3 separate regions of the Homo sapiens genome follow, and all the other regions are linked to region 1. A link is a loop called in an ENCODE intact Hi-C map of the cell type or tissue named here. Cell type or tissue: ascending aorta. All regions are shown on one strand.

Evidence for each region. Peaks named below come from ENCODE experiments on the same cell type or tissue, not always from the same donor. Only the 100,000 strongest peaks of a DNase experiment are listed, where the experiment ranks them.
Region 2: it touches region 1 in a loop (2.2-fold over the local background); 2 of 110 quality-filtered maps call a loop at or near these places.
Region 3: a loop joins it to region 1, with 2.8 times the contacts of the local background. A loop is called at or near these places in 3 of 110 quality-filtered maps.

Annotation. Positions count from the first base shown.
Region 1 is chrX:33,208,824-33,213,823 of GRCh38, forward strand. It overlaps DMD (dystrophin), which reads right to left and starts at 2,726. Exons shown (of 79, transcript NM_004006.3): 1 at 2,459-2,726. The coding sequence starts at 2,489. In ascending aorta, no CTCF peak of the experiment used is centred here; a DNase peak (open chromatin) is centred at 2,758; H3K4me3 peaks cover 4,093 bases; H3K27ac peaks cover 2,641 bases.
Region 2 is chrX:33,082,101-33,087,100 of GRCh38, forward strand. All of the region lies in intron 1 of DMD (dystrophin), which reads right to left. Among named protein-coding and RNA genes, the nearest start is that of DMD, 130 kb to the right of the region's middle. In ascending aorta, no CTCF peak of the experiment used is centred here; no DNase peak of the experiment used is centred here; H3K27ac peaks cover 663 bases.
Region 3 is chrX:32,528,280-32,533,279 of GRCh38, forward strand. The region is part of intron 17 of DMD (dystrophin); the gene reads right to left. Among named protein-coding and RNA genes, the nearest start is that of MIR3915, 53 kb to the right of the region's middle. In ascending aorta, a CTCF peak has its summit at 2,689 (motif pointing right); no DNase peak of the experiment used is centred here; H3K4me3 peaks cover 357 bases.

The sequences.
Region 1 (5,000 bases):
GGAGAAGGAAAGTTTGGGAAATGACTTTGTTTTACTCTTGAGATAAAATTTTGATGAAAGATAATAAAATAGAATTTTGAAAAACACCTGATGTTTCCAAGACAATGATTTTAATCTCTTTTATTAAACTACACAAGTGGTTAAAAACTTGACAATTTGTTTCATATGTAGCAAATGACATGGAGTACAGGGATTTCAAATGAATGCTATAGGAATAAAGAGGAAGCTGTATTAATATCTGTGCCCAAATGATGAATTTGCAATTCAGTACTGTCTAGCTGGAATAGTGTCAGCCAACACCTTTTTCCCCTTAAATAATGTAATTATGCATAGAACACTTTGTAGTCTTTTTTTAAAGTTTAGAGTAACATCTATATGACATACTCTATTGTATTTTTCATAATGTTATGTCATGTAAGATACACCAAAAGCTTTGTATTAACAGTATATCATCAATTTAGATCAGCAATCTCTTTTTCGTAGTTAAGATGTCTTTAAAAGATTCTGCAGATGAAATTCTAAAAGGTGATTTTATTAGACCTCAGATGACTTACATCATTTAAATATATTCAAATGAAATGTCTATTTGCAGTACACTATTTGAATAATTCTTTACAATGCATTATTTGAGTAATTCTAAAAGTGAACAATACAATATGTTTGACAATACAGTGATCTCTTTTAAAGGGTAACTGTTTTGGTTAAAAAACAACAAAACGTACTTTTGTAAGTTTATCAAACTACGGCAAATTTACAAACTGGATTCAAATGTCAAACATCCAAGTAGCAGTATGTTGTCAAACAGCAAAATTTAATGTATAATATAGCCCTGAGTATATCTCCGTTTTTTCTTACCAAACTCATTGTCATGTTGCATAGGCATTACTTGATGATTTTTTAAATGCAGCGTGAAAAAATCCTACAGGGCATGTCCCAAAAAGATTACCTTTCTTCGCATTCTAAGAATTGAAAGTTATTTGAATATCTATGACAAAGCAGAGTGTAGATTTACCTTGCTTAATTTCAGCAGAATTGCATATATTCTTTCAAAATTGCTCTATATACTTGTATATGATGTTAATTATGTAGAATATATATATATATAAAATCACTAGTGATTTTGATGGTATTTATGTTACATATATCAAAGAAATAAAAACAAAAAATAAAAATGTGTGTGTATATTGCAAACAACAGATATATGCCATGCATATATTTGTAATGATAGTAAATATAATAGTTTTTCAATCTAAAAGTAATAATGATGTCCACCAAAAGAAATTTATGAAGCAAGCCAACAATGTAAGTAAATATTGTATTATAAAGTCTGGTAGCTTTTAATGTGACTCAATACATGGACAATGTTAACTTATTTCCACAAAGTTTTCCCAGTGGCAAAACTTCTGCCTTTTTTTTTAGTAGTTGTGGAGCATTACTTATTTGGAGAGATTTATTTTTTCATTCTTAATTATAGGCATTGCCCTCATATCTATTTTAGAATAACTACACTCCACAAGTCAAAGATGGGTGGGGAAGAGATAAACTCCCATCTCTTCGGGACACACAGTCCTTATCATATATTATTTTTACTGTTGTGCCACAGTCCATTTTTAAATCCTTCATTAGTCATCATGACTTTCTTAAAAATAAACGAAATAGTTGTATTTCTATATGAAAGACAAACTAAAAAATTGAACTGAAAAGCTGGCTCATAATAGACATGAAACAACAAGGTGACTTTACTACTAAATATAATTAGGAGTTCCTCAAGTTTGTATGTCGTTTACCCAAGAAATCATCTGATCATTTGATAGCATAGATCACATCATTATTTGAAATAATTATCATGATATGCTACAGAAAAGAGCATTTGAAATAGTAAATGTGAGTAAGAAACATTAAAATTAAATCTTTATCAATACTTTTCACATCCTTCAATTATCCGTCCCAACTCATTTTATTCTTTATTTTATCCATGATGTGTCAGAGAAACTTTTTCTAACTTTTAGGCCTCCATGTAGTTCCTATACAGTAGTTAGTTCAATTGAGAATATATGTCAGGTCAGTAACCTTTATGTAACTGTTACTAAATACGGAAGTATCAACTAATCAAAATAATAACTCAGATATACAAACTATCTCACAGCAATCAAAATAAATCTGTTATAGTCAAATGACATTCTGCATATTCTATTACTGCAGTGGTTTGTTAATCAAGAAATCATGTGTTTAGTTCTATCGCAAAGAAAAACTTTTACACTCCATTTCTGTTGAAAAGTTTTCCCAATGAAAAATATATATTCCTGAATAAATACATATATATATGCAGTATATATAACATTTATGCTTCTTTGCAAACTACTGTGATAATTTAAAATCAATCTACCTAATTAGTGAGCTTGTCACAAACTAAACGTTATGCCACAGTAAAATATATTTTTAGTTACTTTGTACTTACAACAGTCCTCTACTTCTTCCCACCAAAGCATTTTGAAAAGTGTATATCAAGGCAGCGATAAAAAAAACCTGGTAAAAGTTCTTCAAACTTTATTGCTCCAGTAGGCTTAAAAACAATGAGAAACCAACAAACTTCAGCAGCTTTAAAAAAAGTAACACTTCAGTTTTTCCTATTCGTTTTTCTCCGAAGGTAATTGCCTCCCAGATCTGAGTCCTGTAGGGGGAAAGTGAGTGATCCCAACACTGAGTGAGTCAACACAGTAACTGATGCCAGGATTCTGTAGAGGCCCCCGGATATTTCAAATTCCAGGACCTGCGCACAAGCAAGTGACCCGCCTTCTCTCTCAAGTTGGTTTCCCATAATAGGACTGTCCATGGTCACTACATATAAGGTTGTGCTTCCAGCATGGCAAGCTCTGTGAATTCAAACAATGCTCAACTGTGTTCTGATTAATATCCAAACCAGAATAGCACAGTGGACATAGTACTTGCTTTTAAAGCCTTCTAAACACAAAAACTATTCAGTACAAAAGCATAACAATACTTTCTGTAACTTTCATGTGAATTTATTAACAGAGCAGAAAATCCGGATTCAAAATTGACTTTTAAATGCCTTTTTTATCCTCTCAACAACACCAAAAATTTCACTCTACCAAATAAAAAGGAATGCCCAGAATAATCCATGCATTTGTTATGTATCCACTGTCTACCAAAGTTATTTTTTCCCCTTGGGATTCAATCAAAAGTTATGTATTGATGATGCCAACAGTCTGAATAAGAGAAGCAGCAGCAGAATGCAGCAGCTGAATTCTGAAGGCAGAATGTGTGTGTGTATAGGTCTCATGGGACATGTTTTCCTGCTAAAATAAAGAATACTCTTATAATGCAGGAAAGAAATTTTTCTCAAATCCTAAATTTCAGTTGTGAATTATGCTAAAACTTCTTTACTAACAAATTATTCTTTCTTCCATTTCTCTGGTGCCAATTCTTAAAACACCATTTTTTTAGACATTGAGTTAATGATCATTTAATGGTTCTGAATAGAGGCTTGTTTTCTGTATTAAGTGAATACAGTTGTATTATGTCATTCAGCATGTAAATCATTCTTTGCCAATAGAAAGCTTCTTCATCTTGTTCCTTATTACTTTTATGCAACAGGCGAGCCCAAAATTGATAGAAAACATTGGAAACATTTTTTAAAGAAAGATATTCTTTTTATAGTTATAATAATCCCTACTAAAATTTTTGTTTGAGTGTTTTTATTGTACCATTTGTTAAAGTGACAGACTCATTTTTCTATGTCAAACATTCAACTGCTTGCGACTGCAATGAGTAATAGATAAAAATTAAAAAAATATTGAGTCAGACTGTGATGTTTACCTTAATAGTTAATTGTACATTTTGTGTTTTAGAATATTATTGTCATAACATTGCTATTTTCCCCAGCAAAAGGTGTATGAGATAAAACATAAGGCCTAATTTTAATTTAAAACATTCTTTTCCCTAGGTCACCTCCTTTCCTCTCAGTGTGGTTGTCTAAATATGCATATAAGCAAAATTTTCATAAAACAACATAGAAAAAATGAAAAAATTGTTTTGGGGCTGATTTGGCTCTAAGTCTGCATGTTAGCATCAGTGTCCCTCTATGCTGTGAGGTACAATATTGCCCAGAGTATAAGTGCCCTTTGTATCTTGCACTGTGAGTTTTCTACAAACATAAACCCTTGTTTAGGCCAAGGCGTGAATACAACTTGTCGGTCCCAAACCAACATCAATATCACGTGGGAACTTCTGAGAAATGCAAGTTGACACGAGACCTCAAAAGTCAGAAATTCTGGGGTTGGGACACAGCACTCTGTGTTTTACCGGTGATTCTAATGCATGGTCAACTTTGAGAAACCCTAAAGTGTATGTTTCTAAAAACAACCGTGGTTCTAAATGTAACAAAGATGTGTCCTGGGTAATGTCTAAAGCACCAAATCCTGATAGATCTGAATGCCCTGAGATACATTTAATTGCCATTCAGCCTTAGTTGATAATCAGAATTTATTTGGCACCTATAATGATTTCTGCATTGTGTGGAATGCATATACTTCCCTTAAGATTTTATAATCCAGGTGCAAATATATGCTTACAATAACTGGAAAAGTGAAAGGCACGTAAAATAAAATTTAGACCGAACAAATTGAACTCCAGTTCAGACTGTGTCACCACAGTACTTTCTTGTGTCCCTTAATCACTTATCTTTCTCCTTTAGTCCTCAGAATAACTACATCTTGTAGGTCTTATTAGCCCCATAATAAAGGAACTTGCTCAAATTTCCATTTTTAATAACTGTCACAGAATTTTTAAAAATTTATTTTAACTTGTTATTTTCAAATACTTATAGATTCACAGGAATTTGCGGGGATAGTATACAGAGATCCCATGTACCCTTCACCCAGTTTCTCCCAAAGATTAACTACAATAACTACAATTCAGTATCCTACAATAACTACAATTCAGTATCAAAACCAGGAAACTGACATTGATATGTATACATA
Region 2 (5,000 bases), 130 kb before region 1:
AATGGAGAAAAATAATTCAGTCGGCTGAGAAGAAAAAACTTTTTCCAAAAAAACAAGTTCCAAGAAGAGAAAAACATAAAGGCCTTTTAAATATATCTATAGCTTGTTTATCCACTCTTAATTAAGCTGACTTTTAACCATAGTGCTCTTTAAAAAAGAAATTCTTTTAGATCTCTTATTACCTAATTTTAGCCATGCCAAGTGGACAATATTTTTAGCTTCTGAACTTTACCAAAGGAAACCTCCTAGGTGCTGCAAAGACATAGTAAGAAGTTTCTTTTTACAAGATTTAGAATCTCCACAAGGTAGTCCAGAGAAAGGAAAATTCAAGAGAGGAAATCAGAAAAGAAACTTAATAAATGGCAAAGCTACACAAATAACAAATCAGAAAGGAATCATTCCAGAAGCCAACAATTGAACCCAGGCCACCACTGTCAAAAGACAAAGCCTTAGCTACTGAGCTATATACAGCGTTGAGAAATTTCTACTGCTTTTCCCAGAAGGAGCCTAGAGAAGCCAGTTTCAGGCTTGCAAGGCTTTTAACTGCTCAAGAAAAATCTTAGGAGTAACTATGACATGAACCCCAAAATTCCTGTCCTCTGGATGGTAGAAACCAAAAGAAAGTATCCCCACATGGTCACAAGGTTAAGCTCTTAAGGACACAAAACAAGACAGAGAAATTTCATAGAGTATTGGTTTCAGGGACCTGTAGCAAAGTTTGTAGCTGACCAGCCTCCCAAGCTGACTTGAAAAGCAGACTTATGGGTGTCCTAACCCACGTTCTATCACGTGATATCCCTCTCTCCATTACATAACACAGAAAGACAAATTCTTAGCACAAACTACATCAGATGTGCTAAGATTAGTCTCACAAATCCTTCTTTCTATTAACCAAACCCTTGCAGAGGAGACAAATAGTTTACTATTTAACAATGCAGAGAAAGAGAGAGAGAGAGAGAGAGACCAGAAACTTGACTGATAAGAATTTCTTACCCTTATTGCTGGGATGCCAGGTTTCTGGGTTCCCTTTCTCTGCAGCTTCCAGAAGAACGGAGTGGCGTCTTACGACCCTGCTTGCTTGTGCTATAGCTGTGGGGTTTAAGCCACTTTACAAGATAAAATCACCCTTTACCATTTTATGGAACCATAAACAAGATTCTTAATTTGCAAGATTCTGCCCAACGGGCTGCATGGGGAACTGAATTAACATTTTCCAACCCAGCAAAATACACATAACAAAACAGACATTAGTCACCTCTTTCCGCACCCAATATCAGCCTGGCAAAGCTCAAAATTTTTCATCTTGGTCCCTGTTGTCTTTGATCCACACCAGGTGGGGACGGATGACCTCTGAACGGTAATTCACAATGAGGTCTCTGGGCAAGGGAAAGAGCAGATAGTCACCCTGAGAGACAGGACTGTTGAGCCTTCTTTAGAGCTCACTGAATGTGACCAGACAAATAAGGAGGGTTCTCTGAGTTAGGCATGCTGGACTTCTATCAGCAACCCCTTCTGAGATCCCTTTCACATATTTAAACACATGCAAAGACAAGAGGGACAGAAGGCCTTCCAAATCAGATCCCTAACCAAGAAGTCCAAGAGTATCCCTTCCAAACTATCCTCCTATTTTCTGTATGAGAAACCTCCTCAAAATCTTCCTGATTGAAGAGAAGTCTCCCAAACCAGTAGTCTTCCTACTAGTTAGAAAGAGCGAACTGAGACCTCCCAGGAGCTGAACAGACACCCCACAATGGAGTAACAGACAGAGACACCCCATGCTGGATCTACAGACACCCCACAATGGGGCTACAGACACCCCACCATAGGGCTACAGAACCAGTCAGGAGAATGAAGCAGGCATTGGCAGCACCTAGGATACTCACCAATCCAGACACCCCAAAACGGAGCTACAGATAGACACCCCACCATGAGGCTACAGATACCCTGTAATAGGGCTACAGTTAAGGGACATCTCCCCATGACTATTTTTCCATTGCAATTAAGTCCACGCACATTGGGTTGGAATACCCCACCAGTAGACAGAGTAACAGAGTCAGCCCCCAGTCCAAGAGAATTAGGCAGCCACTTGGGCTGCCTTCTGGATCCATCACTGAAAGGGGGCCACCAAACAACAGGCAGGTAGCCACAGGGGCAATCCTGGGTGAGCCCCCAAATTTGTAACCACCCAAGGGGTTCACCTTGCCCACTGCCTAGACAGAGCTGACTCAGCAAGACAGGGGAATTGCAATGAAGAAAGAGTAATTCATGCAGAGCTGGCTGTGTGGGACACTGGAGTTTTGTTATTACTCAAATCAGCAAATCGGTCTCCCCAGGCATTCGGGGAACAGAGTTTTTAAGGATAACTTGGTGGGTCGGGGGAAGCCAGTGAGCCAGGAGTGCTGACTGGTCAGAGATGAAATCACAGGGAGTTGGAGCTGTCTTCTTGCGCTGAGTCAGTTCCTGGGTGGAGGCCACAAGATCAGATGAGCCAGTTTATTGATATGGGTAGTGCCAGCTGATCCATCAAGTGCAGGGTCTGCAAATTATCTCAAGCACTGATCTTAGGAGCAGTTTGGTGGGGGTCAGAATCTTGTTGCCTCCAGCTGCATGACTCCTAAACCATAATTTCTAATACTGTGGCTGATGTTAGTCCTACAGAGGCAATCTAGTCCCCAGGCAAGAAGGTCTGCTTTGGGAAAGGGCTGTTATGATGTTTGTTTAAACGATAAACTATAAATTAGTGGAGGTTAGAAGCAAGATGGAGTCAGTTAAGTTAGATCTCTTTCACTGTCTCAGTCCTAATTTTGCAGTGGTGGTTTCAAAACCCTTATACTTTATTTTACCATAAACAAATGAGCTTTTAGTAATGAATTCTAATGACTGCAATGGGGTGGGGGTGGTGAGTTAATTGTTATCAGTTGTACAAGGTTGTTTTATTGTAGCTCAAATGTTGGAGGAAAGGGAAGCTTTATGGTATTATGTTTCATTAAACTAAGATAGGCTTTCAGAATTGTACAAAACATTTTTAAACCTATATGTATTACTGATGATTTAAGTGAGTGTATCAGGGAAATAACTTGTTTGGTGAAAAATGGAATATGGCCTGAAAACATAACAACAACTTCGTAAGTTGTCCATTTTCTCATAAAAATAATATTGACTTACTTATATATTAAATTAGTGATTCAATTTCTAAAGGCCTTACAAAGATATAATTCAGTATTTTATGGTAATTATTTTCTAATTAGAAATTTACTTTTACTATAGCACTAAGTGCCACCAGTATTAATTATTGTTATTTCCTTACACCATACTTGTTCCTAGTAAAACAAGCTTCAGCCACTGTTCTCTATAAAATATGGTGTCTTCTAGATGGGAACAAGAATATTTTACAACACATAACCTCCCATTTCTAGGGTTGTGACAAAATGCATTTTATTTCAAATGGCACGCAATATTAAAACAACTCAGTTTATGTTTCATTAATCAAGAATTCAAAACAACCTCATTTTGTAAATCCATAATATGCAAACTTGGCTACAGACTGTCCAATCAGATTTTATTCTCCTTTCAAGTCAGATTTTCCTTATCCTCTTTACTTACACTATCTTACCAATAGGCTGTCAGATGCTAGTATGTTCTGAGACATTCAGTATCTCTTATCACTCACCACTCATATACTCTCAGGGATAAAATTCTGTAGAGGCACTCAATTCGCATAGAAACAACCATAAAACCCAGTTTTGCAAATATTAAGTTAGAAAACAATTGGCATAGCATTACACTATGGTAATACTTACTATGCACTCCTAAAATTTAGTGTTGATCTTATGCCATGATGTAAAAACAAAAAAAGAAAAAAAGTTATTAGTACAAAGAGAAAAATGTCAGATGTGTATAATATAACCTCTGATTTGACTAAAATATGTGATAACATTCACAAGCCAGAATTGAGTAGAGCTGGCAGTTCACAGAAGGCCTGAAGCCTAGATGTAATCAATGACATAGCTGAACTTGATAAATCAACACATTTACATAAGGAAAATATCCCTGATTATCATAGGATTGAACCTTCTAAATTATCTGTTGACAGTCAATATTCTGATCATTTTCTTCACTGTGAATTCAGACAGACTATCATTCAAAGGTTTGCTATACAGAAAGAGAAAAATACCAAAATGCTAAGGCACAAATATCAAATCTCTTTCCCATGAAAATCAGATAATTTAGAATTTTTTAAAGTTAACCTTGAAATGTGACTATGTAATTAAAAAAAATAAAATACTTTTTTGTGATAAGTCAAAAACTAATTATAAGGTAGAACATTTGCTAATATAGATTTCAAAGCAACACCTGTTAATAACATATGTTCCCATTTTAAAAGTAGGTAACAGAAATTAATAACTCATAGTTATATAATGGGGTTCCAAGATTTTATAGTATGAAATGTGGTAAAAGGTTTGGTATTTATTATAGGATGTGAAAGGCCCCCTAAAGCACTTTTAATTACTCATTCATGAATTGCTAATTAATACTTCCAAACTAAAATATTAAACACTTTAGAAAGACTGACCCAATATTAAAATCCAAGCTGTTAGATTTTAAAGTGTATGTTAAAAAATATTTAAACTATAATATCTCTTAGTGTATATATACACACAAATATCTGTTTTCATATATATGTTTATATATATTTTATATATGTATATAATATATATACATAGAGAGCGATAGAGGGAGATAAAGGAAGGGGGTTTTGTTTGTCCAATATATTTTAGCTGACCACATCATTTTATGTATTTTTTTATTTAAAGGGCCAAGGAATAAAATAAGAATGCGAAGGTAGAATGCAGCACTTTATCCTCAATTAGAAAAATGCAGAGGAATTTAAATAATTAGACTTTTCCACAAATGTTATGTTTGTTGCCAGGAAACACAGGTGCTTCTAAACTCACTGCTTTAGGCCATGCAAAATTTAGGAGACAGGCCAATTCCCCTCC
Region 3 (5,000 bases), 680 kb before region 1:
GCCTGGGCAACAGAACGAGACTCAGTCTCAAAAAAGAAAAAAAAATAACATAGCTATATATGTGTGTGTAAATCAGGCACCACAGGTTTTAATCCCTAATTTTTATCTTTCTGGTATTTTCTTGGGTAAATTAATTTCTTCGATCTTCAGCGACTTCTTGCTTTAAATTGTAAAAATTTAAAAGCTGTTATCAAACTGGTCCTGAAGTAAAAACATACTGTAAACCAAAAATAAAAGGCTAACTCCCCCTCCAAAGGGACTTCCTCCTCAGCCAGGGCTCTTAAAATTTAACCTGAAAGACTGGTTCAGGCCAAGAAGGGAAGTGGGGGTCAGACATGCCTCATTATACCTCTCTGACACTTACATCAACACAGACTTTAAGTCTGATAAGAAGCACTCTACAGCCTCTTCTCTCTGAAGCCTGCTAGCTAAAAGCTTCATCTACATGATAAAACTTTGGTATCCACAATGTCTTATCTCAACCCAAACATTCCTTTCTATTGATCCCAGGTCTTTAGACAAACTCAACCAATTGTCAACCAGAAAATGTTTAAATTTACCTACAGCCTGGAAGCCCCCACCCCCACCCAGTTGTCCTGCCTTTCTGGACCAAACCAATGTATTTCTTTTTTTTTTTTTTTTTTTTAATTTTATTTTTTTCAGACGGAGTCTCGCTCTGTTGCCCAAGCTGGAGTGCAGTGACACAATCTTGGCTCACTGCAACCTCCGCCTCCCAGGTTCACACCATTCTCCTGCCTCAGCCTCCCGAGTAGCTGGGACTACAGGCGCCTGCCGCCACGTCTGGCTAATTTTTTTTCCCTATTTTTCATAGAGACGGGGTTTCACTGTTTCAGCCAGGATGGTCTCGATCTCCTGACCTTGTGATCCGCCCGACTCAGCCTCCCAAAGTGCTGGGATTACAGGTGTGAGCCACCGCGCCAGGTCAAACCAATGTATTTCTTAAATGTACTTGATTGATGTCTCATGCCTCCCTAAAATGTGTAAAACCAAGCTGCACCCCAACCACCTTGGGCACATGTCGTCAGGACTTCCTGAGGCTGTGTCACAGGCGCGCGAATTCCACCTTGGCAAAAATCAACTTTTTTTTTTTTTTTTTTTTTTTTTTTTTTTTTTTTTGAGACAAAGTCTCATTCTATCACCCAGGCTGGAGTGCAGTGGCACAATCTCACTGCAACCCCCGCCTCCTGGGGACAAGCAATTCTCGTGCCTCAGCCTCCCGAGTACCTAGGATTAGGCAAAATCAACTTTCTAAATTAACTGAGACCTGTCTCAGATTTTCTGGGTCTACAATACAAATGCTTTTTAAAAATTACTTGTAAATATGTTTACTTACCTCTCTAATTAAAGAGGTTTTGACCCAAGATACAAAAACTGAGATCAGCTTTGCTTATATTGTGGCTTTCATATTCCAATTACATTAGTCTATTCATCTAGCAATCAAATTAAATAAAATCTAAAGATGTTATAATTCCCAGTTATAATAAAAAGCCTATAAACTCTTCAGTGGTTTACACAGCACCTGGAACAATGTGACAGATGACAGAGGACTCTGTCTTCAGTTAGTGGAAACTGCTATATTAACATTCCTATCAAAAATCTATTTTTCCTTATATTTGCATGGTCTCAAATGTATTTCTAGTTTTATATGTGTAATTTTAAGCACATCACTCATAAAATAATATGTTTCAGTACAGTAAAATTTAATGATTTCAGATTGCACTGAAAGGCATCTTTAAAAGATACTAAAAAATCAATTTCTGTGGCGTTTACCTTGTCCTAAAATATGCCTATTTAACATGTGCCTCAAAAGCTGAATTCTAGTCCAAGCACAAAATATTGTCCTTAAAATTGTACATCTTCTTTATTATCAATTATGGCATACCGAATTATATACTTAGTATGTTTAAAAATTCTGCTTTTTAAAATACATGCCCTTGCATACAAATTGAATGATTTAATGTTTTAAGCTATTAATGCCAAAAATGTCTGAGTTATTTGGTATTGATATTCATCTTGGCACCCATAGAATCGTTGATTGCAGTGAAGAGAATAAAACTGCTGTAAAATATTGCTTCTCTGCACAAAGTAAAACTTACCTAAAATATTTTGACGTCTGGTAGGTAGAAATGATGTTAAAATAATCTTCCTACCTTAATTTGGTATTAAATCTTAATCATTTCAAAATTCATTGGTAATATTTATTTCTAAAGTGTGACATGATTGAACAGATGTCACATTTATAAGTTTTGTTTAAATATCTTTGAGAGAAACAACCTTAAAAATTAAAAGGTAAGAAACCCCCACAAATTCTAAAATGTCAGATACTGCTACATTAGAGGAATTAGTTATAAAGCCAAGGAGTGTGAAAACACGTGGGCAAAAACTGCATGACCCAGAGGATGGGAAATAAAATGCTGCTAAGCCACAGATGCCTAAAGCCTATTTTTCATTTTCAATAAATTGAAAGTCCCTTTGAAACACACTTCTGTGCAAGAAAATCACCTTAACACAGGTTAATAGAAATATTCTCTTAAATGATAGATGAAATCCTGTCAGAGTAATAAATCTATGATCATACAATATAATATACTCAAGTTGAAAATCCTGAGTCATATATTTTAAAATCAAATGTAAAGTTTATTTAAAATGATGAAACCCAAAAGCTGCCTATGTCCTTATGATAAATAAATGTGGGTCACTAGAGGGCGCACATTCCCTTTCAGAGCTTGTCTTCAATTTGGCTTCTTTCGTTTTCTTATCTGCATAACGAAAATATGGTGACAAATGAAATTTTCATGGAAGTTTTACTTACACAGAAATATAAAATGTCCAAAGATATAGATAAAATAGTGTACAAATAATATGTAAGTAAGACACTCTCAGATGCACTGTTAAAATGCCTTCAGCCATTTTGAGGTACACACAAAAGTACCTTGAAGCCATAATACATAGAATCCCTTGAGAAAATATGTCCACAGTTTGGAGAGTCATGCTTAGTTCAAATAATTTAGTAAAATTTTCTGGATTATGTAGCAAGTAGTTTTCCTTCCCAAGTTCATTGATTTTAACTAATTTTTGAATGTTTAGTTAAATATGTGGACACTCGTACTCTAAAAATCTGCTTAAAATTATACTCCTAAATCACCTAAAGTTTTTTAAAATGCCAAACTTTCATTCAAATTTAAAGAACAGAAAAGAGACATATATATCATTTTAAGCATCTTAATCAGGTCACAGGCTTTCAAAAAGAAAACTTAATCGCTCAAGAAACCTTGTATGTTATCTGTAATAGCTTTTATTTTTGCAGATTGATCATGAATAGAAAAGTTGAAGATCTTCATTTAGTTTCAATACACAGTGAAGCACTGAGTCAAGACTCAAGAACAGGTCTGTCTGAATCCAAAGATTTCTACAACACTACATTTTTCTTTTGTTCCAAATAAACGAGAAACCCATCTTAAAAAAAAAATAAGGATAAGTCAATATAGAATTACTGTTCATTGCTACACAGTACAGTAATTTAGTGGTTTTGACTACGCTATCTTGGATTATATGAGAATTTGATTGAAGTCTCTAATATCAGGATATTAATTCTGAAATTTTTCATTAAAATATGATCCTTAGTTGTATACTTTGTACCCTAATGGCAATATAAAATAATTTATTTCCCAATTTATTATTACCTTGGAATTTCCCTTAATTTCCTAAAATCCTCAACTTTCTAATCTGATGATACAATTTCTCACATCAGAGAAAATATTAAGCATAGATGAAAAAAGTTACTACTTATTATATAATGTGGTTAAGACCATGGTGAGCTCCAAAAGTCTTGCACTTGGAAAAAAAAGTTCAATTATATGGAAATTCCACTTATTTTTGATGCTGAAAAAGACATCTAAATTTTAAAGAAATCTTTTCAGTGAAAAAGGTCTCTGTATTTAAAGATAATCAAGTGTTGCCATGGGACACTAGAGTCAATGATACTTCAGAATGTAGAACAGACATAATCTAGAATAAGTGCAGCTTCCATAGACTTTGGCAAATTCTTAAGGAGTCCCAGTCAAGCATTTTATTTCAGCTAAATAATTTGATGAAATCACCTTTAACTTATTACAACATAGCAAGGCGAGGAATTTCCGAAGGCAACACCCTAAGCTAGGCTGTCTGGGTTCAAATCCTAGCTGCGATGCTTCCTGTAAACTATGTGACCATGAGCAAGTCACTTGAAATTTCTATGACACATTGTTATCATTGGCAAAGAGTGACAATAATAAAACTTACTTCGTAATGCTATTTTAAGTGTGAAATACATTAATATGTAGCAAATACTTGGTAGAAGCCATATACATATTAGCTATTGTTATTAATATCTTCCATGATCCTTTTTTAACTGGCTTTAAGCCCTATGCCATTTCTCACTTTCTCACGTGTGAGAGTAGTCATATTTGTTTTAGTGTCTTCTTAATGACTGATAAAGTAAAAGCCACAATTGGAATAACAAGAATAAAAACTGCAAACACAGCTATAACAAAGACAATGAAACATATAAACAAAAATCAACAGCAAAATAGTCTCATTTTACCCATTAGTGCCGGAATCCCCAAAGTATGTTCTATGGGACAAATATGGTCTGCCATCTAATTTGGTAAATAAAATTTTACTGGAACTCAGTCATGCTCATTCATTTATACATTGTTTATGGCTGCTTTCTAGCTATAGCAGCAGAGTTGAGTAGTTTTAAAATAAATTTTATGATACACAAAACCTAAAATATTTACTCTCTGGCCCTTTAGAGAAAACTTTTCTTTCCCCCTTCCCAGTCTATGAAACCAAGGTAAGATGGCCTCTCTCTCCCAACTCTCAAGTGAGATCAAAATGATATGGTTCACAGTAGCCATATCATATTTCTCTCTCTCAAAAATATGCAATGGCTCCCCATGACCAGAAGGTTTAAGTCTACATGCCTTAATCTTTTATTG